3 separate regions of the Mus musculus genome follow, and regions 2 and 3 are each linked to region 1. Evidence: chromatin loops called from intact Hi-C (ENCODE). Cell type or tissue: heart. All regions are shown on one strand.

Region 1 (8,000 bases):
CGAAGCACACAGAGCAGTCGCGGCTGCCTTTGCGCCTCAGCCCAGAGGAAGAGGAGGAAGAGCTGGAGGAGGAGCTAGAGGACGAGGAGGAGCCCGAAGTGTCCGACGAGGGCAGGCCAGGGAGCTGCGTCCCTAGCCCATTAGCATAGGCAGCGTAGGCCAGGCCTCCACCGCCCGGGTCGCTGCGCACGCGGCGAGCAAGGTGGTGCTCTCCCGCCCCCGTGGCCATGTGCAAGGGCGGAGACAGGCGCGGGCAGCTGGTGCCCGGGTGCAGTCGACGGTGCACCAGCAGCCCCAGATTGGCATTGGAGGGTGTGCTGCTGGCGCCACCCCCGGGAAAGACCACAGAGGACGACGAGGCAGATGAGGATGCCGAAGAAGAGCAGGAAGAGGATACTGGTGCTGCAGATCCACCTCCTGGAGAGCGCTCGAACTGGGCCCAGAGAAGGGGTGTCCCAGGTGGTGGGGCGGGAGCTGGGTCGAAAGTAGGCTGCAGCTCAGGACCCCCATCTGGGGAAGGTACTGAGGCTTCCCCCGCTGTGTAGGTGTAACCATTGCCGTTATTGTTGTTGTTCCCATTGTGAGCAAAGCTGAGTGCAGGGCTGGGAGGGCTATAGTCCGCCAGGCGTGAAGTAGCAGCTGCGCTGCCGCTGGTCCCACCACCGAAGTAAGAGTCTGTGGATGCGCTGCCAAGCGAGCTGGAGCTGTCGTTGCGATAGCTGGAGAAGGGCTTGCGGCCAGGTGTAGGAGTGATGCTTGGGGTGGGCTTGCTCCAGAGGCTGCCCGGCCCGGACCCGCCGGACCCGTGATGCAGATCAAAGCCCACGTCTGTGCCATTGGCATGGAAGTCGTTCTCGTCTGTCAGCTCGATGATGCCACCGGTGCGCAGCGCGATGTGAGCTTCGATCTCCTCTCTAGCGCGATCCACGTTCTCTGGCATGCCAGTCACCTCGAAAACTGGCTCCTTGTCTCGGCTGGGTGTCACAATATATGTATGTGTCTGCTGTTGAATGCGCTTGATCGTGGCGCCCTTTGGACCCACCACGAGCCCTACCACGCGGTATGGCACCCTCACTTGGATAGTGGTCTGTCCCGGCAGGTTGGGCGGTCCGGGCACAGCTCCGTTGAGAGCCGTGTTCTTGTTACGAGAGGCTCGGATCATGGAGAAGTGCTCTGCGGCAGAGATGATCTCCCTCCGAGCCATAGCCACATCCTCCTTCCTGCCCGTCACAACAAAGACAGGCTCCTCCCCGCGAACTGGGGTCTTGATGTAAGTGTTGGTCTTCGCCCTCAAAGCTTTGATTTTACAACCTGGAAGCCAGGGTTCAAGGGAGGGAGTAGGAGAAATAGAGAAAGAGACACGCCCATTATCCCAGGATAACCGCGGAGACCCGGGACAGCCCGCGCCCAAGGCAGCTGGGCAGCAGAACACGCGACCAGAGAAAGGGGGCGTCTCCCTCGCTGACCCCGAACCGCGCTAGGAGCTGGACCGCCGGTTCTGTCCTCGAAACGCTCGAGGAATAAATAGCCCATTGGCTGCCTGGCCCTCCCCCGGTAACTGCAGTCGTCCCAAGCAAAGCGCAGAACCCCAGAAAAGTCATCTAGGGGGATGCTGCTGGTATCCAACTGAGCACACTGATTGCCTTGAAGACCAGGGGCTCCCGGGAAGCCGCGATCCCTAGACTCTGGAGGACTAGGGGTGGGGTTAAGAGAATGGCAGTCCTGGGACCCATTGTTCCTTCCCTGGACTCTATTCCATTCCGCTTTGCAGAAATCCCGAATCCTCATCCCTTCGGACGACCCCCCCCCATACTGCCCCCTCCCAAAGGACCACCAGAGGTCCCCTCCCCCAGTATATTATATTTTAAACATCTTTCCTAGAGTGGACTAAGTCTGGAGCACTAGAGGAAAAGGCAGTGATTTTAGCAGGAGAAAGTGCATCCCGCCGCGGCACTGGCGCCGCTGTGGAAGACAGCCTGCCTGCACTTTCTTTGTCTAGTGCGCCGGCCCATCGCGCGGCTCTTCCTCCCTCCCCAAGGCTCCCCCGCGCCACAGCTCCCGTTCCTGCACCCGCCCTCACAGTGAGGCGGTGGCGGAGATCCTACACACCCCTCCGGTCCCCATCCCTGCCGGACCCACCTTGCCTCCCTACGATCTCCGCGACGTGTTCGGAACTGGGTACCGGCACGCACTCGGTCATGTTCACGCTCTTCTTGCGCGGTTCGCTGTCGTACAAAGAGGCGCCCTCATCACTGTCCAGTCCCAACAGGGAGAGCTGATCGAGCGCAAGCTGCAGGGCTCTTTGGTCATCCAGAGTCTCTCCCCCGCCGCTGCCACCGCCGCCTCCCCCGCCGCCGCCTCCCCCGCCGCCGCCGCTGCCGTTGCGCTCCAGGTCTGCAAACAGCGAGCTGGGCATCGCTCCGCCGTGCGCGCCGCGCCCCAGCCGGCTCTCTGCTCGGCAGCTAGAAGGTGCAGCCACAAAGGCAGCCGGGAAGCCGGCAGTCAGGGGCGGGGAGGCCGGTCGGCTGCGGAGGGCTCCGTGGCTCGTTTTTCGGCGCTCGGAGGAGTGGGTCTCTGCGTGCAATCCGCACCGGGCAGTGGCTGCAAGAGCCCCCGCCTGGGTCCCCACCCCAGATCTGCTGGCGGTTGGGGTGGGGGCAGAGCTCGAGCGGCGGCCGCGCGTGCCCCCCGAGTGCCCGGCTGGCTGGCCACAATGCCGAGCGCAAAGCGAACAGGCGAGCGACAGCAGCGTTTCTTTAAGGAGCCCCTCCCCGGCTCCTCCACTCCCTCCCTCCCTCCCTCCCGCCCGCCCTCACTCAGCGCTTTTTCCTCCTCTCCTACCCGCCTCTTGACTGAGCCTCTGCAGCCAGACGGCTCCGGAGGGGGACGAGGGAGGCGCAACGTCACCGGCGGGAGCTGACACTACAATGCTACTGACACTATCGCTGGGGGAGGCGATTGGCGCGCGCCAGGCCGGGGGCGGGCGGAGGCCGGGGCTGAGAGAGCGGAGCCAGCGCCACCCCCATCGAGCTCGCCGCAGCCCGCCCCGGCCTCCTCCCGGCCGCGCCCCTCCCCCGCCGCCGCCGCGAACGCCTCTCTTTGTTGTCTAATGCGGGACCGGCTGGCTCGGGACATTTATATGTACCTATCAGCCGAGGACAACCACTGTCCTCAAGTCTCTTTCCTCTCCAGGTTGAGAAGAAAAGGCGCCCAACTGTGATGCCAGCCGCCAAGCTCCAAAGAGCGGTCCTTCTAAAGTCCCGTTACTGCCCCCAAATAAAGCATCCCTGGAGCCGACGCGACCACTAGGTGGACGGTATACTGTACAAGGTATCTGTACCACAGGGCGGCCCAACCCTGGGACGCGGAACCAAAGGCTCGAGATCCTGGGCCCCATTGGTATTGTGACTGCTGGGCGCGAGCTGCCCACCTGCGCGGGAGCGCACGCCACACAAAAGACACGCCCGCCCACACTGCCACTCGCGCGCGCGCTCACATTTCCGTCCCCTTGGGTAGCACTTTGCCCAAGTGGCCCTGAAAGAACGAATGCCAAAACCAGAAACCGGTTGCAGAAAGGGCCCGACCCGCACCGCTGCAGGTGACCTCTAGGGTCCCGCACATGCCTGGCGCGCGGACTGAGACCCCGCGGGCTCCCACACGCGCACGAGCGCCGCGCGCCCACTGCCGGGACGCCAGCCCTACACTGCCCGGGAACAGTGAGGGCGTGCGCGCCCGCCGCTCCCAGGCCCGCCCCTCCCTGCGGTCAGGCATGCGCAGTGCCTGAGAGGAGCCCAGAGCGCGCCGGCCCCGCCCTCCGCCCAGCCCGGCCCCGCCGGGAGGTGTGTGGTCGGGCCTGGCGCTCTTTGTGCGCTTCTCGGGTTGGGGGAGGCGGCGGAGGAAGGGTGCGACAGGACTAGCGGGCGGCCAAGGCGAACTGCGCCCCCTCCTGGCTTCTCCACCGATAGCCTCCGAGCGCAAGCGAAAAGAAAGGAGGTTTTGAGGGGCGGGCCGGGGCGGGGTTCGGGCCTCGGCGCATCTCCCTCCTGCGAGAGGAGGACGCCCCTTCCCTGCTCAAAGCGCATCCGCTTCTCCGTCCTTTGTTCCCGGAGCCCGCCTGTTTATCCGCGCCCCTGCGCCCTGCAGGCTAGTAGTCCAGGCTTTCCCTAATCCTGTTAAGGTCTGCCGGGAGAGACGCCTCCTGGTGATTCCGAGGCGACTTGTGTACACCGCAGACTGGTTTACTGGAGAACCCCTTCCCCGCTGGGGGCGACCCTGGGGACCTGGGGCAGATCTGAGGGACCCAGAAAAAAGGGATCACCCCGCACCTCGGCTTTTATCCACAATACCTCCCCTGCCCAATGCCTGGGTGGTTAAAAGTGACAATGGTTGGCAGTGCACTTGGGAGCGGACTGTTCTGCCAGCGCCTGCACTTCCAAGCGTGCGAAGGTGATCCCAAGCTCCAAACTCACCTGGAGCTGTCTCGGGGCAGAGGTGCTGATTATTTCCCTAGGGAAATGAGGCTGAGGTGCGGCTTTACTGTGGCTATTTCCTCAGGATGTTTACGTCAGCTTCCCCAAGCTGGCTGTGTTTTTCTTCAAAGAATCAGTTCTATAAGGGGCGGGAGTGGACGGGGTGGGGGTGGGGGTAAGAAAATGGTGGTGCAGAGAGAGTTCGCTGACCAGTAGAGAATTCCTGCTTATGAACTCGGAGTCAAATTGGTTTGTGAATGAGGAAGGAGTGCACTTGAGGACCCTAAACTAGGTACTGGAGCAAAAGCGCCCTGCCTAGAAAGAGTAATGAAAGAGCATTCATGACGGCAAGAAGCAAAAGAGAGCCTGGCCGCGAGGCCCCTGCCTGTCATCTGAGAGGGTGAGGGAGGGCAGGGATTTCAACCAATTCCAGGACAGCCTGGGCTATATAGTGAGTTTTGGACCAGTCTGGGTTACAACGTGATATCCTGATTTTTAAACGTTAACAAAAGAGGCAGTTCTGAAAAGCCCGTTTTCACCTTGCAAGCACAACATGTTAGCTTCCTTTTGGGGTCCACTGCTGTTCCTTTAAAACGAACACGAAACTGATTGTGTACGTGTAACTGGGATGGAGGGTCCCTCAGGAAACTTGCTGCAGGGAGCTTGCCCATAGATTTTTTGCAAGCCTGCCATAACTCTATTCCCCCTGGAACCTGCTTGTAATAAGATTTCAGATGAGTTGCTCCTGAAAATTTGGAGGATTTGGCTCTTCAGGAAGTCCCTGGGGACCCTGTCTCATTAGCAGGAAGGTGAATGCAATGCTTCACCAAGGTGACATGTTTAATGTCACTCTTCCCTGCTGGATGAAAGCAGGAACGGCACCTGCTTATAACTATGAAAGGTGGATGAAATCACACATTTTGCCCCACATGAAAGAAAGGTGGAAACTCTGACCTTAGCAATTCATGACCATCTAGACAGGTCCAGGTAGGTCCAGACAAAGAGCCTGTTTGGTGAAAGCTGTGAAAATCAGTGTTCTGAAGACACTGTATTGAATACATCCCTGAGAGCGTTGCACGATGATTGATGTGCTAGAAATTATGTCTGACAACGCCAGACTCCATTTCCAGCTGGACTTTTTGTGTCTGTGCCGACTATGAAAAGGCCAGTACCCATCTTCCGGTGGGCTGTCTTAACCGGAGACCAGGACAAAGGGAACTCATGTATGTGTGGATGACAAGCTGCTGGCTGGTGCCTTCCTACCAGCCACCACCCTTCTCTGCTTGCATGCAATGGAGCATCTGGAATGCTTTCAGACCCTTGAATATATTTCTAGAAATAATTCTAGAAATAATAATTTCTAGAAATAATTTAATAATAAAAAAATGAAATAATTTCATTTTCAATTAATGTCTTATAAGACACCATACAACTTGCAAGGCCTGCTTCTGGTTTTAAATACATACCCTAATCCCATAGTTTCTGTTTGTTTGTTTGTTTTGTTTTGTTTTGTTTAGATTGTTCCAGGCTCCTATTGGACCCAAGAGCTTAACTATTTTCCTGATACAGGACCCCATACCCCCAAGGGCTTTTTCATGCAGCCATATTATGTTTATTATTATAAGAGAAGAGTGTGCAGAAAATGGGCCGTCAAGGAGCATTTCAGCTGCTATAAATTATGAAAGGTTCAAGTTATCTCCTGAAAGCAAACAGTAACACAGCCTGTTTTCCTTTCCAGAGGTCTGCAAAGCTGTTTTGCACACATCTTGCAGACTGAATACATGGCAGGAGGAATTCAAATCTCCACGTGAAAGAAAGCTAGCTCACTTCAATCCGTGTGCCTGAGCTCGAGTAAAGCATTGGTACAAAAATGATTGAGATGGTGAGGGAAAGGACTCTTCCCCGAGCCATTGTTCATATGGAAACCAGTTACACAGAGGGGCTAATGTGCAAAGGGTAATCCACCCAGCGTCCTGGCAGGACCTCGCAGACGAGGTAAGTGTGCTGTGCTTCAGTGAAGGAGGTGCAAGAATTTATACAGATCAGAGCTTTACAGCATGTAGCATCTACTTAGGAACTCAATACCTGCTTATTAGATGAATGAGGGAGCCAGGCAGAATAGCCCTGAAGGCATAATTTCCTTAAGTACACACATGAATAATTCAGTCTCTAGGAAACAGTTCAAATGACTCCAGCCACAACAACATGACTTTGAGCGATGTTGGTAATCACAGATAATATTTATTACACACGTATGATGTGCCAGGCAGTTTATAAATGCTTTCCAACATAATGTAAGGTTTAATTTTCATAATTGCCTTGAGTCAAAGACTGTCCTTGTACCCACTTTACAGATGAAAAGTAGCTAAGTCCCTGATCCCAACCGAGGCAGATTTACCTCCAAGTCTAGGAAGCTTTAATTCAGGGGCTCTTACCTAACACAGTACCCCCAAGACACTGGGGAAAGTCCTAACAATTTCCTCATCAGGTCATTCAGTAATGTTTTCAACAATGGAGTTTTTATTCGTTTTCTTAAGGAGAACTCCTAAGATGAAGTATACTTGAGGACAACAAATCTTAGAAAAACTATTGTCCCCATGCTTATAGGTGGCATCCGAGACGGTGATCTTAACCAAGCCCAAGTTGCTTCCTGTCTCTGAGCCATGAGTCTTCAGCTGAAAGTTGGAAATATTTATAGCGCTATAGCCTACACAGGGTTATAATGATCCCACATGGGAAGGGATATGAAAGTTCTTAGTTAGTCTTATAGTTTTCCATTGTCTCTGTATTCTTAACATGCCAGTGACATGGTTCATGCAACACGCATCTATTTGGTAAAATATTTGAATAATGTAGGAAACCCTCCCCTTATGCTGACTGAACTATTATAATAGACATGTGTTGTGCAAACTGATGCATTCAACTGTGTTTGAGAGCACTTAGCATTAAAAACAGTGAAAAAATAGTAAAAGTGCATCAAAATTTGAATGGCTGCTTTTTAAAGAAAGCAACTTTTCTTTCATTTTCTGTATGCCTTAAGAACTGCATATACTGAGCTAACCAGTACCCGTGAGCTCTTGTCTTTAGCTGCATATGTATCAAAAGATGGCCTAGTCGGCCATCACTGCAAAGAGAGGCCCATTGGACTTGCAAACTTTATATGCCCCAGTACAGGGGAACGCCAGGGCCAAAAAGGGGGAGTGGGTGGGTAGGGGATTGGGGGGGTGGGTATGGGGGACCTTTGGGATAGCATTGAAAATGTAAACGAGGAAAATACCTAATTAAAAAAAAAAGAACTGCATATACATTTTTAGTCAATTAATTTTCTAGGGTCTGGAGAGAAGGCTCAGTGGAAAAGGTGCTGTTGGTTGAGCTATGAGGACCAAGGAGTTCAGATCCTTAATACCCACACCTGGCTTAGTAGCACATTGCTAAAAGCACTTGGAGAGCAGAGATGGGCCAGCCCATCAGACTCATCAGTGGCAAGCTCAGGTTCCACAGGAGACCCTATTTCTTTCTTTCTTTTTCTTT
Region 2 (8,000 bases), 1.0 Mb before region 1:
TATTCATCCTGAGTTCTTGGTAAGAATGCAAATCAATCTCTCTCTCTCTCTCTCTCTCTCTCTCTCTGTGTGTGTGTGTGTGTGTGTGTGTGTGTGTGTGTGTGTGACTGTCATTCTGGAAACATCAGTTAACGGCTGAATGGTAGTTATTTTTCACTTTCCTTTTAAAGCTGGTATAGGGGTCTGAGATATTTTGCAGTTTGAGACAGCTAATTTTAACAGGAACACCTGTTTTTTTTCTGAATGAATGTGACTGGTGAACAGGCAGAATGGCGGGGGTTGGACAGAGGACCTCCAGAGTTAGCAACTGAGCAGTGCACAGAGACTGAGAGGACTTGGAGAAGAAATCCACAGACTTAGCACCTCTGCCTGCGGCTGCTGCCTGGCTTGACCTTTGACTCTAGTAGCTGAATGAGTTCTTAAGGAGACCTGGGTTTTAAGGGCAGATCCTCTCAGCGCTTGCTTGATTATTTACTTTGGGTATCTGTGACTAATTGGTCCAATTTGCTTAAGCAAAGTTTCTGGGAGTGATCTGCTTCCCCCTACAATGATAAAGGCTCAAAAACTGTAGTTGTCTAGATATAAGGAAACGCCGCTTTTAGCAGGGGCCTCTGTGATTGAGGTCAGTTTAACAGAATTGGGGTCAATTTAACAAAGCAGGGAGCCCATTAAGATCAGAGGCTATAATGCCTGGCATATATGTATTTTGGTTTTGGTTTTGGTTTTTAAATGAAACTAATAAAATGCCTGCAACAAGATTACATAAGCAAGTAGTGAAATAGTTCCTGTAGGTGGAAGTTATAATGGCCATTTACTGGGCCAAAAGGCAGTGGGAGCCAACTAGGATACAGACAGCTGTGAGTGATGCCTTGCTCTGGACTCAGTACTGCTGTGTGGTCCAAGGACCTTCAGCACCAGCACTATTCTGGATGCCACCTCAGCTTTGTTCACTAGAAGCTGCTCTGTGTTGTATCAGGCTCTCCAGGTGACTGATGCATGCCCAGGTTGGAGCCTCCCTGCCCTATAAAGTATGCAGGTTTCTTTTTTATCTTTAAATCCAGAATACACCCCTTGTGTGTCAGGAGGCTATATCATTTCTATGAGCTTCCCCTTTGCTCTGGTGTCCTTTTCTCTTGGACATTGTGAGCTTAAACCTAAGTCTTTGTATGTGGCAAGCAAGTGCTCTGCCACTGAGGTATGTCCTCAGGCCCGAGGAACTCTTAGATTGATCTTTGAGGGTGTGTGTGTGTGTATCTGATGTGTGTTGTGCTTCATGTGTATCTGATGTGTGTGTGGATGCAACCGTGCACATGCCACAGTTTGCATGTGGAGATCAGAAGACAGGTTTGAGAATTACATCATCAAAATTGTGTAGTAGTACTCTGGGAGCCATCTCTTTAACTTGAGAATTGAGCTCTCTCTCTCACGCACTCTTTCTTTCTATCTCTCCCTCCCCTTTCTCTCTGTGTACATGTGTGCATGTTTATCTAAAGTACAGAGTTCTCTTCCCTTTATGCTTTGGAAAGAAACTGAAACAATACAACATAAACCAGCAAACTGACTTTATGTTCTTACATATTATCTCTTGTGCAAGGTGAATTCAAAAGAAAAAGTCAACCTGTGAGCTCTTTGACCAACCAAGAAAGAACACTTCACTTCTGAGTTTATTTACTATTTTGTATAATTTTTTTTTAATTTATGGGTATGAGTTTTGCATATCTGTGTACTATGTGCATGCCTAGTGCCTCAGAAGGTCAGAAGAGGGCGTTGGATCCCCTGGAACTGGAGTTATGGATATTTGTGAGTCACCACGTGGATTCTGGGAAGCAAACCTGGGTCTCCTGAGAGATCAATAAGTGCTCTTAACTGCTGAGCTTTGCCTCTAGCCCTGGCTACTGAGCTTCTAACACATACTCACAAGCAATGTATGTACAGACCGATTCCAACATGCACTGCAGGAAATCTGTACTGCAGTATGTGATACACCCAGAAGATAGGGTGATCAACCTTAAGAGCTAGAGTTGCCTTTTAAAAGACTCACTCTTCTTGGGATGGTGGCATGAGTGGGTGTGGGGACCAGAAGCTGCTACTCACATGACATATTACTGAGAGGGTACCCAGGATCTCAGTCATACCCTGGCCCTACCCCCTGCCTTGTAAGAACTGCTCTTTGGCACCTTATCCAGGAGGCCCTATTCACGTTTACCCAGGGACACTTCTGTGGTAACGTGAGGTAGCATTGACTGAGTCCTGGCTTTTTTCTGAACTGTGGTAACTGAGGCATTTGCTATCCTTATTTCAGTCTTTAGTTTACAGACCACTTTCACTCATAATGTGTCCTTGGGTCCTTAGAGCACTCTTGGGAGGAGGTAGGTATTACTCACTGTGTCTGTCCTCCAAACATTTGTGCCTCTGTTTTCCCGTTGTAAAAACTAAAGCAAATATTTACAGTGAACTCCATGAAGCGGAAGACCTTGTGATGGACTCCACCAGAGTAACCCCGTCTACCTCCCTGAATGTTAGGTTCACGTCGGTTTTCCTTGACATTCTTGCCTTAACGTGGAGTGCTCTGACACAGCAAGTGCCTCGATGCTTTGCTCTGTCCTCTAAGAAGTGTTCTGTGTAGCTTCAGGCCTCCAATCCAGACTCTGCAACTTTGTATGTCTTAAAATCTTGCAATTACTACATTTTGGGTCTTTAGGGAAGACTTAGATGTTAAATATGAATTTTATCATAATTGAAAAACAAACCCAGTCCCCACAGTTTTAAACTATGACTTACAGTTGGATTTATAAGATTTATTTTTTATGTGTTCAAATGTATGTGTTTGGTGTGTGTGTGTGTACACATGTCACAAAGGATATGTGAAACTAAGAAGACAACTATGATGAATCCTTCCACCTTTATATGAGACCAGGGCATTGAACTGGGGTGTTCAGGCTTGCTAAGCTTTGTCTGCTGAGTCTACTAACTGACCCTATTGTAATATTCTAAATGTGTAGCACACATGTATCCAGTTTCAGCTAAAGAAAGGACAGAGGAGACGTAGTTAATCCTGTTTTAGAGGAAGGGAAATATATTTGGGATGCGTCCAACTTCCCAAACTGTTGAAGATGAGGTGTTTGTTATCCAAGCACAAATCACTTCAGAAATTGTTGTAAATAGCCCAGGTTATTAACCGTTAATTCGTTAATTTCGTGTGTCTGTGTGTGGGTAGGTGATCCCATTACCTTTTGCATGCTAAACAAAGGCTTTATCACTGAACTGTAGCCTGCCTAAATTTTGAACCGTACTTAAGCAAATACTGAGCAAGCAAAATCGTCATTCATCAGTTACCTTGGCTCTCTCCTGTCAAACAGCTTTCAGGAGGTCTAGACTTATGACAAACCTCGGAGAGCTACTGGAGGAAACCCAGAGCAGTTTTGGTGACCTATGCCCTTTCCTTTCACCTTTTCTCTTTGGGTGATCATCAGATTCTTTTAAAATCAACTGGCAAACAGCCAAATGTGGCAAATACTTGTAATCCTAGCACTTGGGAGATGGAGACAGGAAGGCCAGGAGTTCAAGGTTACTATCTTTCGCTGCATGAGACCCTATGTCAAAAAATAAAAACAAACAAATAAAATCCACAGAAGAGGGCGAGGGAGGAGACTTTTGTAACTAAGATTGACTGGCAAGTATGCCAGCATCTTCCTTTGGGTAGAATTTTGGTAAACAGATTTTCCTAAACGGCTTCCTGGCAGTTTCTTCTCATGCCGTGTTAAACACAAGTAGGACTGATTTTCAAAATAGGTAGTTAAAGCTATGAAGTGGTACATGACTTTTAAACTAGTACTTGGGAGGCTGGGACAGGACGATCAGAAGTTCAAGGCCAGTCTCAGTATAGTCTGGACTAGCTGAAACTACACCCCAACACACACACACACATACACACACACACACACACACACACACACACACACACACACACACACACCACACACACACCTTGCCACAAACTCACAGCTATTTATGACTCATGTTCCAGAAGAAATGATGTCCTCTTCTGGCCTGCAAGGACATCAGGCAAGCACACGGTGTACAGACATATATGCAGGCAAAATACCCATAGACATAAATATATAAAATAAAAACAATAAAAATCCCAGTGTAGTTCAAATGGTCTGTAGAAACAACTGCAATTTCTACCTTACTAATTAACTATTAAAAAACATTTGTGTGTGTACATGTGTATGTGTACACATGTTGGCAAACTCCATGCAGAGGACATTAATTAGAGCTACTGGCAGTTGTAAGGATACTGATAATGGAGTTCAGGGCTACTCAGTAGAGACTCATGATGTTGACTATACATTGAGGATACTGAAAGTGGGTGCTGGGAACACAAAGATGATTATCACGTAGAATATATAGTTGATAGGCAAGGCCGATCAGATCACAGGAGAACAACTTAAGCACATAACCTTTTGCCTATTTCCAATCCTCATAATTCCTAGTTGGAGTCATATTGGCTATGTTAACCGCCAAAGAGGAACGGTGCTGGCTGAAACTGATTTGCCCTCCTCTGTGTCCATGACCACATGTGAGTGGGAATTTCATGATTTGTTTTCTGTCTAACTGAAGGGTGGTTTTCTAGAGAGGCCATAGGTACCTTGTTCATTCCAAGGGCCGGGTATCCTTTTCTATTTTAATCTCCACGTTGTATTGATGTGAAGCTCTTCAAATATACTAAGTCTGATCTACAGAAAGTGGAAGAGCTTCCTCTCCACTTGATGCTAGCTTGGTCTTAAGATCAGGAGCTTGTGTGGTGCTGGTAGGACACGTTTACCTACAGATAGATCCTAAGCCTGTCTGCCTTTGTAGAGCACCAAGAGCTGGGTTGGGACAATAGAAGAAGCATATGGGTGGGAGGGTGAGGGCTTGCTGGTGGAGTGGAAGCCTTCTAAGGTGATTGGCATGTCTCTTTCATCCCGTCATCCCTGGGTACCATCTAGATTTCCAGTGAGCTGGTTAATGAAAGGAGAATAGCAGTTGGCACTGTTCCATCTTTATGACAGTCAGCTTTCAACCGACACTTTGAGGGACAGAGAGCTCTCTCAGGTGAGGATGTTCTACTGAAACTGCTTGTCCAGGTCACCAACTGCTAAATAGGAACAGAAAGATATGAACCACGGGCTGTCTCTGACAGAGCCTAGTATTATAGGACTTGGCTATGTGAGTGAGTGAATTTCTAACATGGAGTCCTGCTGCTCTTTTAGATAATATGCTTTTGACCTAGTTATTTCATCACCGTTCAGAGGGTAATTCCTATGAGTTTTTTTCCTGAGTCTCACACATTTGGTTTGAGCTCCTCCTAGGCTTCTACAGAACACTGAGTTCTGGTAACTGACCTAGGCAAAACAGATATAGAGAAACATGGAACACTTGTTGTAGTGTCCCGTAGGTTTTAGAGGATGCCCGAGCAAAAGTGGCTTCTGGCTTTTTCAGGAACCTTTGGGTCTCTAGGATGCAAATGTCTTTGTTCATCCATGCCAAAGTTCTTCCCATAATCCTCCCACTGATTTGAGGGCAAAGGCTACACTCCCGGTTAAGACATTCCCAGAAGGTTGAGTCTCAGAGCTGCCTTGCAAACTACATCTCTGATGCTGAGCTCCATCTTTTGGTCTCTAAGCTGTTGCATAGGCTAAGCTGTCTTTCCTTGGACTATTCACCCCACATCTCTCTTTCCTCCCCCACTCTTCAGCTCTGGTAACAACCTCTTCTGTGGGCCTAGATTTATTACACACTCCATTCCCTGCTCTTCCGTGACTCCCAGCTGCACCTGGATGTCCAAGAGTCTGAGAACCCCACGGCCCTGAACTCATCACAGGCCTGGGGACCCCCGAACCAGCCCTGGCTTTCCCACATCTCAGACTGTGCTTTCCCACCTCCGGAGCGGTGTCTCCAATCTTCTATAGCCAGGGCCTGGGATGGAGCTGACTCGACCGACAGATAAGTGTAGAGTAAATCTTGTAGCGTGAATCTTGACCCCACACAGTAACTTCCATCTGTTAAAAATTTTACATTCATTATTGGCAGCATGACACTGAATGGGACCCACAGAAAACAAAGCCAAGCCATTATCGCTGCTGAAGCCTCCTCTTCCTCTCTAGACCAAGGCCTGGTGCTAGTGGCATGGGCATCCCATGGGTGGCATGGGTATAAGGCATTCCACAGTCACTCCCATCCCTGTTGTGCCTTGCTTTGTTGGCTTCCCTGCAAAATTTTCTCTCCTGTTGCTCTAAATACAAGAGTGCAGGTTGCTTGCTGGGCCCAAAGCTGAGAACCATCAGTGAGTGCCAGGACAAGGCTGCCGTGGCCCGCATGGGGCTTTGTAGGCCTTCTGGAGGCTGAAGATGTACTTCAGGTGGCTGAGCGCCTGCTTGGCCTGCTGATATACACCTATAGTCCTAGCACTGGAGATGTAGGAGGAACAGGGGTTCCAGATCACTTTTGGTTACATAATAAATTGGAAGCCAGGCTGGGCTACACTAGACCCTTTCTTAGGAAAATAATATATTTTTAAATTTATTATTATTATTTTATTGTTTTATGTGTATGAGTTTTTGCCTGCATGCGTCTCTGTGTACCATATACATATCCATGGAGGCCAGAAGAAGGAGTTGGATCCCATAGAAGTGGAGCTACCAATGGTCGTGAGCTGCCATGTAGGCAATGGGAACCAAACCCAGGTCCTCTGGAAGAACAGCCAGTGTGCTCTTAACTACTGAGATATCTCTCCAGCCCCCACAAAAATAAAACCTTGTAAGCTCCCCAGGGATTTGAATGGACTCCAAGGAGAAATGAGAGGATTTGGGTGGACTGGCCTCTAATGGGGGTGGTTAGGAGTGGGGGGTAGGGGCTGTTACATTGATAGTTCCTCTAGGGCCTTGGCTAAACTTGGACTCTGGGCTGTGAGCTGTAGGCCTAGGTGTGCACCTGGTGATGACTCTAGCTCTTCTCCTCAAGGGTCTAGAAACTATTCGCCACCCTGGGAAGTTGTTTTTTCCCACACATCCACTGAGAACCAGACTCCCCAGGGAGCCCTTGAAGCTGGCGTGAGAATTGAGCTCTGGCTTCTAGTCCTGTGATTGTTATAATACAAAAATTACTCATGGACTTCCATAATCAGGTTCAGGTTATGATAATGTACTTAAATTTGTTTCTGGAGTAAGCAGTGCCCAGTATACACACACACACACACACACACACACACACAGTACTCTGCTTCCCAAACCTAGACCTCTCTAAATGGAGGAAGTGACAGATTTAGGGGATAAAAAGTCAAAGTCATGAGGGAGCTGAGGCAAAGTAAAAGTCTTGGACCAGCTGGCTATGATGAAATATGTCTAAAATCCCAGCACCCAGGAGGCTGAGGCAGGAGAATAGCCAGTTTAAGGACAGCCTGTATTATAAAGTAATACCTGTCTTAAAAACACCAATCAGTCAACAAACAAAACAAAACAAATAAGCCTCAGATGATTCCAGGCCACCAGTACATTTGAGTTAGGGCCTTAGGCTGGCCTGGGTCACATTATATAGACCAGGCTGATCTTGAACTCACAGAGACCCAATTGCCTCTGCCTCTGGTATGATTACAGGTAACCATCATGCCTGATAGATGACTTGCTTTTATTTTTATTTTAATATTCACTTATTTATTTATTTATTTATTTATTATTTATTTTGCTTTATTAAAGTTTTCTTACTTACATGCATTTATACCACGTGCATGCCTGATGCCCATGGAGGTCAAAAGAAGGCATTGGATTCTCTGAAACTGTAGTTACAGAGGGTTATAAAACTACTCACTGTATTGTGCTAGAAACTAAACCTGAGTCCTCTGCAAGAGTGATAAGTGCTCCCGAGCCCCAAAGGGAGCCTGTTGTTAAGATCAGAAAAAACAGGGATCAAAGCCATAATTTAGAATCTTATTCCCCCATCATTGGGGTTACAATGCA
Region 3 (8,000 bases), 1.0 Mb before region 1:
AAGGTTAAAGAGATAAAAGACAAGCCAAATTTCCAAGACAAGATATTAAAACAAACATACTAATTTTGGCCAATAAACAAACAAGTAAACCAATGTTTCAAGAAAAAAAAATTAAATAAAAGGATTCATAGACAGGAAAGGCCCAAGGTCCTTGGAAAGACTGCCAAAACAGACACCCTGCTTCAGCCCCAGCACACATCCAGGTGATGTGGCCAAAGCTGCAATCCCAGTGCTAGAGGCAGAGGTGAGAGGATCTTTTTAAGTGTGAGGAGTGAGGCCATCTGGACTAAATGGCCAGAGCTATAGTGAAAAATCAAATATAAACCCCAAATGCCCACAAAAATGACCTACTATAGCTTGGGGTCTTTACCTCTGAACGTCATAGTTGGCGTTGAACAGGCTACCCTGCCACAGGCTGGTGATCTCCTCTGTCTCCTTCTCGGTGGGGTTCCCAGACACGGTGACAAACATCATCAGAGTCTTCCCTTTCTTTGTCATTTTCAAGATGCTCTCAGGTTTGCCTGGGTCTAGCTTTGAGAAGTCGATAGGTGCTGAGGGTCTCTTGTGTTCTGGAAGGTCTCCTTCTTCTATGTCATCATCTTTCTGTCAGGAGAGAGGGAGCATTAACCTGTCATCAGAGACGCTCTCTGCACTTGCACAGGTTCTGCCCAGGATGTCAGACGCAGGGGCACACCACCAAACTACTACACAAACAAAATGTCCAAGGATATCCCCCTTGACAATACTTAGGGGTCCTGCATCACATAGGTTTCCATAATGTTCCTATTCCCAATTTAATCTCAATTTAGATTATAAAAACAGCCACATTCTGGTGTGGTTATAGATGCTACCTAGCAATGAAAATCAAATACACATACAACAGATCTCAAATACAAGTATAACGGCTGAGGGTTGTACTCTCAGTGACTCCCAGTGATCTCAAGGAGAAAGTGAGAATTCAAGGCCAACTTAAGCAATTTAGCAAGACCTTACCTACAAACACGCCTGGAGATATGGCTTAGTGGTAGAGTACATGTCATTCAGGATGAGGCCTTGAGGTAAATTGCCAACACCACTAAGGCAATTTTCTTTTGTTAAAATAACAGGTGCCAGGCATAAAAGAAAGACATATTATACAATCCCATTTATTTAAGGTATCAAGAACAAGTAAAAATAATGTGGGGGGACAGGAATTAGAACACTGATTGCTTCTGGGAGGATATGAGATGGGTCTGACTGAGAAAGAACACAAAGGAACCTTTCGGTGTGATGGTCTGTGATCCCAGGACTCACTCCGTTCTGTATTTCAATAAAGTGTAGGTTATCAGAGACAGAGGTCATGTCTAGCAACCCCAGGGTCCTGAGTCCTTGCTTCCAGCAGAGCAAAACAAACAAACTCCTCATGTTGCATCCTTAAAACCCACAATTCACTGCATGCAAATGTTCAACCCCCATACTTCTTCTATGTAGTGGTGTGTCCTAGCAATCCTGAAAACACCTGTGAATTTTAGGAAGGAGCAAAAGTGTACACATGCGAAGGATGACTATAGCAGATTCCTCACTTGGGGAAAAATGCCACATGGAAGCAGGAAGAGAGCACCCTGTGGGTACAGGCTGGAAATGCAGGCACATTGATTTGAGAGGTACCTGGATGAGTGGGTAGATAAAAATATTAAGACAGAGGTTTCTTGAAGAAAAGACTAGTCACCCTATGGAAAACAAAAAGTGAAGCCTTAAATATCTTTTTTGCCTCAGCAAGAATCACTCATATAACAAGTCAGAATGCCATGGACAACAACCTGAAGCAGTTCTAGGGCCAAATCTGGAATAATATGAACATCAAAATAGTAGTGAGGATTTATAATTCTCTAAGTCCATATTAACATAAAGAAAGAAAAAGAATATCAGTAGAATATCAATAAATAGTTAATAAATGGAATAACTAATAAATGGAAGAACGTACACAACAGACAGAAATAAATAATCCCCAAAGGGGATGGTAAGTTGGCTTGGTGGGCAAGGCGCTTGCCTTGGCAGATATGATGACCTGAGTTTAATCCCCAGGGCCCACATGGTAGAAGGAAAGAAATGACCAACTACATCCAACTTGTTCTTGGACCTTCATATGCATGCTGAGGTACATATATAGGCACAGAGATCTCTACTAGACCACATTCACAAGTGTGTTTGTATTAAATGCAGGGAATGTTATTCTGTTGGTCTCTGCTGTTCAGCTCAGTACACATCTCTCTAATAGACTAGAATACTCTCCTGTCCTGTCTAAAATCAAACCTGCTCCCTGTTGCCCTCTGACATTCCCACACAACACTTCCTCTTTATAAGATCCAACCATTTCTGTTTCTGTTTACGAGGGTTATTTCCTACCCCCTTGTTCTGACAGATGTCTTGCTCATCTCTGTGACCTCCTCTTCCTCGGGGTCTGAGCACTGTCCATGGCTAGGCCTCTCACAAGGCAAGGTTCACTTTAGCAGGTTAAAAGGCATTATTTACTAGAGTCCAAAAAGGACAGTTGGAAATTGAAAGGAGTCATACCCACTCAAATCTACTCCAAATTTTCTTTCCAGAATCTCACAGTGGAGCCCAAACCAGTTTGAAATTTACTATGTAGCCCAGGTTTAACTAAGGCTAGCCTCCTCCACTAGTCTCTTAAGTGCTGGAATTACAACCTTGCACTACCATGGCCCCACTACTCCAATTCTTCTGTTGGGTACAGAGAACAACAACAGGAGTCCCCCCTTTTTAAGTCAAATCCAACAGGTGGATATTTTAAATGTATGCCCAAAAGTCTTACCTCCTTCCAACAATATAGTTAGCCACAAGTTAAAAAAAAAATCAGCATTGGAAACAAACTCTGAAAAGTTCTCTGGCAGAGAACCTTACACAGTGAATATAGCTATGTGTGTGATTCCTTTCCATCAGCTGTGCCAATCAAATACGACAGTACAATCAAGGGCTGCAGTGTACTTTTGATCAGGAATCCCTCCTTAGAACCTTTTGCATACCCCAAATGCAATCAAGTAACAGACCAGAATTCGGCCTCTCACAAAACAAGTCCACTACTCCCATCAATGAAAAACCTGAGTTGCATATGAGATATGCCTTAGTTCCCTTTACCAGTAAAATAAACCCACCCAAGAAATTACAAAAGCCCCAGCAGGAATATACACCAAAAGAAGTCGGAAACCCTCTATATTTGGAAAGATCTCTATCAAAGCTAAAAAAAAGTTGAGAGACCACCTTTAGAACCCATTCACTCCAGAACAGGAGGAGGAAGGAGGGAATGCTCTTCAGGAGCGCTCGCTCCCTGTTCGCGGCTCACAAACCACCAAGATCAATGTAGAGACCCCTGCGACATAGCAAGGAAAGTAGGGCTTGACTGGTGAGAGTCCAAGTGCTGACTGGAGTGGCTGAGGAGCCATGATAGCGAAAGACACTGGGCGAGAGGCCTGAGCCGTGGTGGAATGAAGAGAGACGCGGGAGTCAACGGGTACTGGGAGACATTTCAAGAAAGACCCTCAGAGGGCAGCGAGCGGGATCAGGGGACAAAAGTCAGAAGGTCAAATGTCCGAGAGGGTAAGGGTTAGGAGAAAAGGGATCTGTATGGGAGATGCTCAGAAGTGTGCAGGCGACACAGACCTCCCACTGCTCCAGAAGTCGCGCCATGTCGGCATCGTTGTAATCGCGGATGTCCTTCTTTTTCCGTGGAGGTGGGGTGGCCTCGCCCGGAGTGTCCGCCGCGTAGGCATTAGGAGGAGGGAGCAACAGAAGGTCCGAGGCACACAGAAACAGTAGAACCGCGCGCAGCCACCTGGAGGCAGCCATGTTAGCAGCCTAGCGTAACGGACTGCCCAGCGTAAGGCACAATGAGCCTGCGCAGACAGCGTGCGGAGTCCGGACGCCGGGGCCTCGCCCCCACCCCGCCCCCGGCCTTCCAATCCAGTCCCTAAGCGTGTTCTGCGCAGAACTAAACCCAGTACTTGACCCCGTCCCACCCTCGCGGACTCAAGTCCCAATGGCTCCGCCTCCGAGGAGTCCGTAGCCTACCGCACCCCGCCTCGTTCTGGTTCCTCCTGTCCGGACCTCATCCGGTAGCTCCGACCCCCTTGGCTCCGCCCACAACTGCATTCCCTTGGGGCTCCCAACCTCAGGCTCCTCCCCGTCATCGAGCCTTTCACCACTTGACTCCACCCCTCAGCCACGGTCTCCTGACTCCGCCCCTAGGGTACCGCCTCCTCACCAGACTCCGCCCCATAGCTCTGGGAGCTCACCTGGCTGGGGACCAAGGGTTCTTCCTCCTGGTTCCTCCCCTTGCCAGGCTCCGCCCCGCGAGCTCCGCCCCTTGGCCTGGCCAAACAATCTACTCTAGCTGGGTCCTGCCCAACTGTGCTTTCTCCACTATTTGGGGGTTTTGTTAGAAGTCAGCCCTTTTGTCTCTCATTCTCTAGCCAGGGTCTGAAAGTTCCCTCAGGGTTTCAGTGACAGAGTCCTCGAAGCCTATGAAATGAATGAGTTGGAAGATATGCAAACTACCTTGACCCTGAGGCCCTTTTCAGGGTGTTGACATTCAACTACGCTCCCTAGTAATTTCTAGCAAGAACAAACCGCCTGCTGAAAAGCTAAGGACAGCTAGGGCAACTTTTCTCGAAGACTGTAATTATAGGGTCTATTGTTATTCTGCTCCACGGATGATTTTCGACCCACCATTCTTTCAATATCACTGTCAATTAAACTGGAAAAAAAAACCCATTTAATTGATAACCATTTTTATTGTTTAAAATAGTTCCTGTCTCTTCTGATTTTCATCTACCACTGTGGCTTTAACCTATAGGACAAAACCACCCTAATTTTATTTTCTATTTTACAAGATTTTGACCACTAAGATCTTCAAAATTAAAATACTTGGGGTCAGAGATACTTTAAAGTTTCCTAAGCTTTAAGTGGCAGATCTGATTTCTTTAAAATTTCAAATTATATCATAAGACATGAAACCTTGGTGTAGTTGGAAAATATTCAAAAACTATACCTTAAGTACTGACCCCAAAGTGCCACATAATGCATACAATTTATTTCTATATTTACAAATGTATCTCAAGAATGGGTTTTCAATGTTTATATCAGCATACTGTGTTAATTACTAAGCATACTTGGGTTCTTTTTTTTTTTTTTTTTTTTTTTTTTTTGGTTTTTGCGAGACAGGGTTTCTCTTTATAGCCCTGGCTGTCCTGGAACTCACTTTGTAGACCAGGCTGGCCTCAAACTCAGAAATCTGCCTGCCTCTGCCTCCTGAGTGCTGTGATTAAAGGCGTGCGCCACCACGCCTGGCCTTGGGTTCTTGAGTGTTTCATTCCTTTACTGTTTTTTAGTTTTTGGTTTTTTGCTTTGTGGGTGTTTTTTGTCTTGTTTGTTTTCTCAAGACTGGGTTTCCCTGGCTAACCTGGAACTCACTCTGTAAACCAAGCTGACCTAGAATTCAGAGGTCTGCCTGACTCTGCCTCCCAAGTGTTGGATTGGAGGCATGTGCCACCACAACCATTCTTCACTAGTACACCAGTGTTTTTGTTTTTTCTCTCATGGTCATTATTATATTACTATTTTCCCTGTCTTTTTCTCTATACTTTGGATGGATATCGTTAATAGGTTTCATATAGTGCAAATCCTTTACAAAATGTTTAAGTAAAAGTCTTTCTTATGACTGATACTTCTTTCTCAGAAGTGGGTGGAAATTGAGTGTTAAGAATGTCCTGGGTTCAGCTGGGCATGGTGGCACACGCCTTTAGTCCCAGCACTTGGGAGGAGGCCGAGGCAGGCGGATTTCTGAGTTCGAGGCCAGCCTGGTCTACAAAGTAAGTTCCAGGACAGCCAGGGCTACACAGAGAAACCCTGTCTCAAAAAAAAAAAAAAAAAAAAAAAAAAAAAAAGGAGTGTCCTACCTTATCCAGCCTTCTTTGTCATATGGCCCCATCACAAAGGTCTGGAGTTTCTATCCTCAAGGTCATCAAAAGTTCCAGGATGGCTATTGGTACTCCAACCATCAGATGGCATTCCAATCAAAGGAAATGGGAAATAAGTCAAGCTGAGGGACGAGCATCCTATTAGGGAATTGTGCACAGCCTTTCTGGTCTCATTGAGCTACCTCTCTGAGAGGGACTGGGAGTAATTATTTAGCTGTCTTTGCTACCATCTCAAATAAATTTAGGCTTGTTAGGAAAAGCATAAAGTGGAGGTTAAGAAAAGAGCTAACTAGCAACGTGAGCCTTATTGACCTTCACTCTAAGGTCAAATGTGGTGTGCATTTATTCCCACTGTAGTAACGTAGCTGATTTTTTCCATATTCATACATGGATATGAATAAACACAAGGACATTTTCTGTTGACGTTATACAGAAACAACTCATAAGAAAAGAAAAAGAACTTTTTTCTCTTCTTTTTTGAAATCATAAGGGAAATGTCATGAGCCTTCTCCCAGGGGCACATTGCTCCACCCCGTGGCTTGGAGCTCTGTCCTGGCACAGTCATGCTAAAAAACATGCACAGCTGTGGCAGATCATGTGCTCTGCAGGGCGGGGTCACCCTGGTCATTCATTCTGCCAACTGCCAAGGTAAGGTTTAGAAAAAAAAAAAATGCTGGTTTTCTTGGCCTGAAATATCTAGTTACAGAAAAATAAAAAGGTTTTTCTTTTCTTTTCTTTTTTAAGTATTGTACCACAATTGTTAAAACAAGTCAGAAGTTCCAGGGCTACTGACTGTCATCTGAGGAGGAAACACATCTGGCTCCCACTCCATTGATCTGAAAACATTTGGAGCAACTACATTTTCAACATTTGACAGACTAAGTATATTTTGGTGTTTTGGAACACTGAAGAACCTTCTTTGTCTAATGACTTACTGTTAGGCAGGTGAGACATTGACAGGAAGGTGAACTTGAAGTCCTTGGTATCATACAGGAGGGTTTGCAATAGCAGACGGGCTAAGCCATCTACAGTACACGCTACAGATTCCAGGTTAGGAGCTAAAGGGGCCATGGTAGTAAATGTCTGTACTTAGTCTGTACTTATTTCTTCTCTCTCTCTCTCTCTCTCTCTCTCTCTCTCTCTCTCTCTCTCTCTCTTTCTGTGATATTCATGTGAAGGCCAGAGATTAATATCTAGTGTCTCCCTTCACTGTTTTCCACTTAGTAATATAATAAAGCAGGTTATTTTCTTTGAACCGGGAGTTTACCATTTCTACTCATCTGGCTAGATAGCTTACTACAGAGATTTCCTTTCCTGTCTCCTTGAGGGCTGGTCCACCCAGCTTTATGTAGATCCTAGGAACCCAAACTTTGATCCCCATACTTGCTCAGCAAGGGCTTTACCCACTGAGCCATCTCCCCAGATCTTGCCCCTATGTTTGTTTTAAGTGTTGGAATTATTCAAATGTGGTCAGATATATGGTATAGCCATGGAATGAAAATATGGACCCAGGAATCCAGGACACTTTCTTCCCTGATGTCTACCATGGCACCACCAGCGAGGCTTACAGCATAACAACACTAGTAGCCATATAGAAAATAGTTTCAAGGTCTAGCTAGAGCCAGGAGAACTCAGATGGCCCTGGAATTTGAACCAGGTCTGAGGCAGTGCAGTATAGAGCTGTTGAAGAGGGGCTGGACATAAAACTGTGTTCAGTGCCTAAACGAGGGGCCAGGCTCTGAGTTAAATACTCAGGCCAAAGTGCATCCTAAGTTTAATGAGAACATGAGCCTGGGTTCATGCTGGCCTACATTCTCCACAGCTAAGGAGTGAGAACAACACCTTCTAACACTACCTGAAACCTTGCATGAGCAATATCCAAAACCTGAATGACACTGTCATCAATGAGCCCTAGGACCTGGTAGGAGCCAAACATTAACCCTTTAAGAATCGAATTATAGGGGGCTGAAGAGATAGCTTAATGGTTAAGAGCACTGACTGCTCTTTTGAAGGTCCTGAGTTCAAATC

Evidence for each region. Peaks named below come from ENCODE experiments on the same cell type or tissue, not always from the same donor. Only the 100,000 strongest peaks of a DNase experiment are listed, where the experiment ranks them.
Region 2: it touches region 1 in a loop (3-fold over the local background); 6 of 42 quality-filtered maps call a loop at or near these places.
Region 3: a loop joins it to region 1, with 7 times the contacts of the local background. A loop is called at or near these places in 6 of 42 quality-filtered maps.

The regions. Positions count from the first base shown.
Region 1 is chr7:82,862,067-82,870,066 of GRCm38, reverse strand. It overlaps Mex3b (mex3 RNA binding family member B), which reads right to left and starts at 2,734. Exons shown (of 2, transcript NM_175366.3): 1 at 2,140-2,734; 2 at 1-1,311. The coding sequence starts at 2,416. It overlaps Gm36584 (a long non-coding RNA gene), which reads left to right and starts at 2,771. Exons shown (of 5, transcript XR_003946820.1): 1 at 2,771-4,525; 2 at 6,208-6,464. In heart, CTCF peaks have their summits at 3,288 and 3,951 (motif pointing left); DNase peaks (open chromatin) are centred at 226, 2,166, 2,936, 3,736 and 2 weaker places; H3K4me3 peaks cover 5,305 bases; H3K27ac peaks cover 5,367 bases.
Region 2 is chr7:83,871,114-83,879,113 of GRCm38, reverse strand. No RefSeq gene overlaps it. Among named protein-coding and RNA genes, the nearest start is that of Tlnrd1, 9.2 kb to the left of the region's middle. In heart, no CTCF peak of the experiment used is centred here; no DNase peak of the experiment used is centred here; H3K4me3 peaks cover 52 bases.
Region 3 is chr7:83,888,133-83,896,132 of GRCm38, reverse strand. Mesd (mesoderm development LRP chaperone) reads right to left here and starts at 3,867. Exons shown (of 3, transcript NM_023403.4): 1 at 3,658-3,867; 2 at 371-603. The coding sequence starts at 3,843. In heart, CTCF peaks have their summits at 1,610 and 3,827; DNase peaks (open chromatin) are centred at 4,052 and 6,542; H3K4me3 peaks cover 2,475 bases; H3K27ac peaks cover 2,027 bases.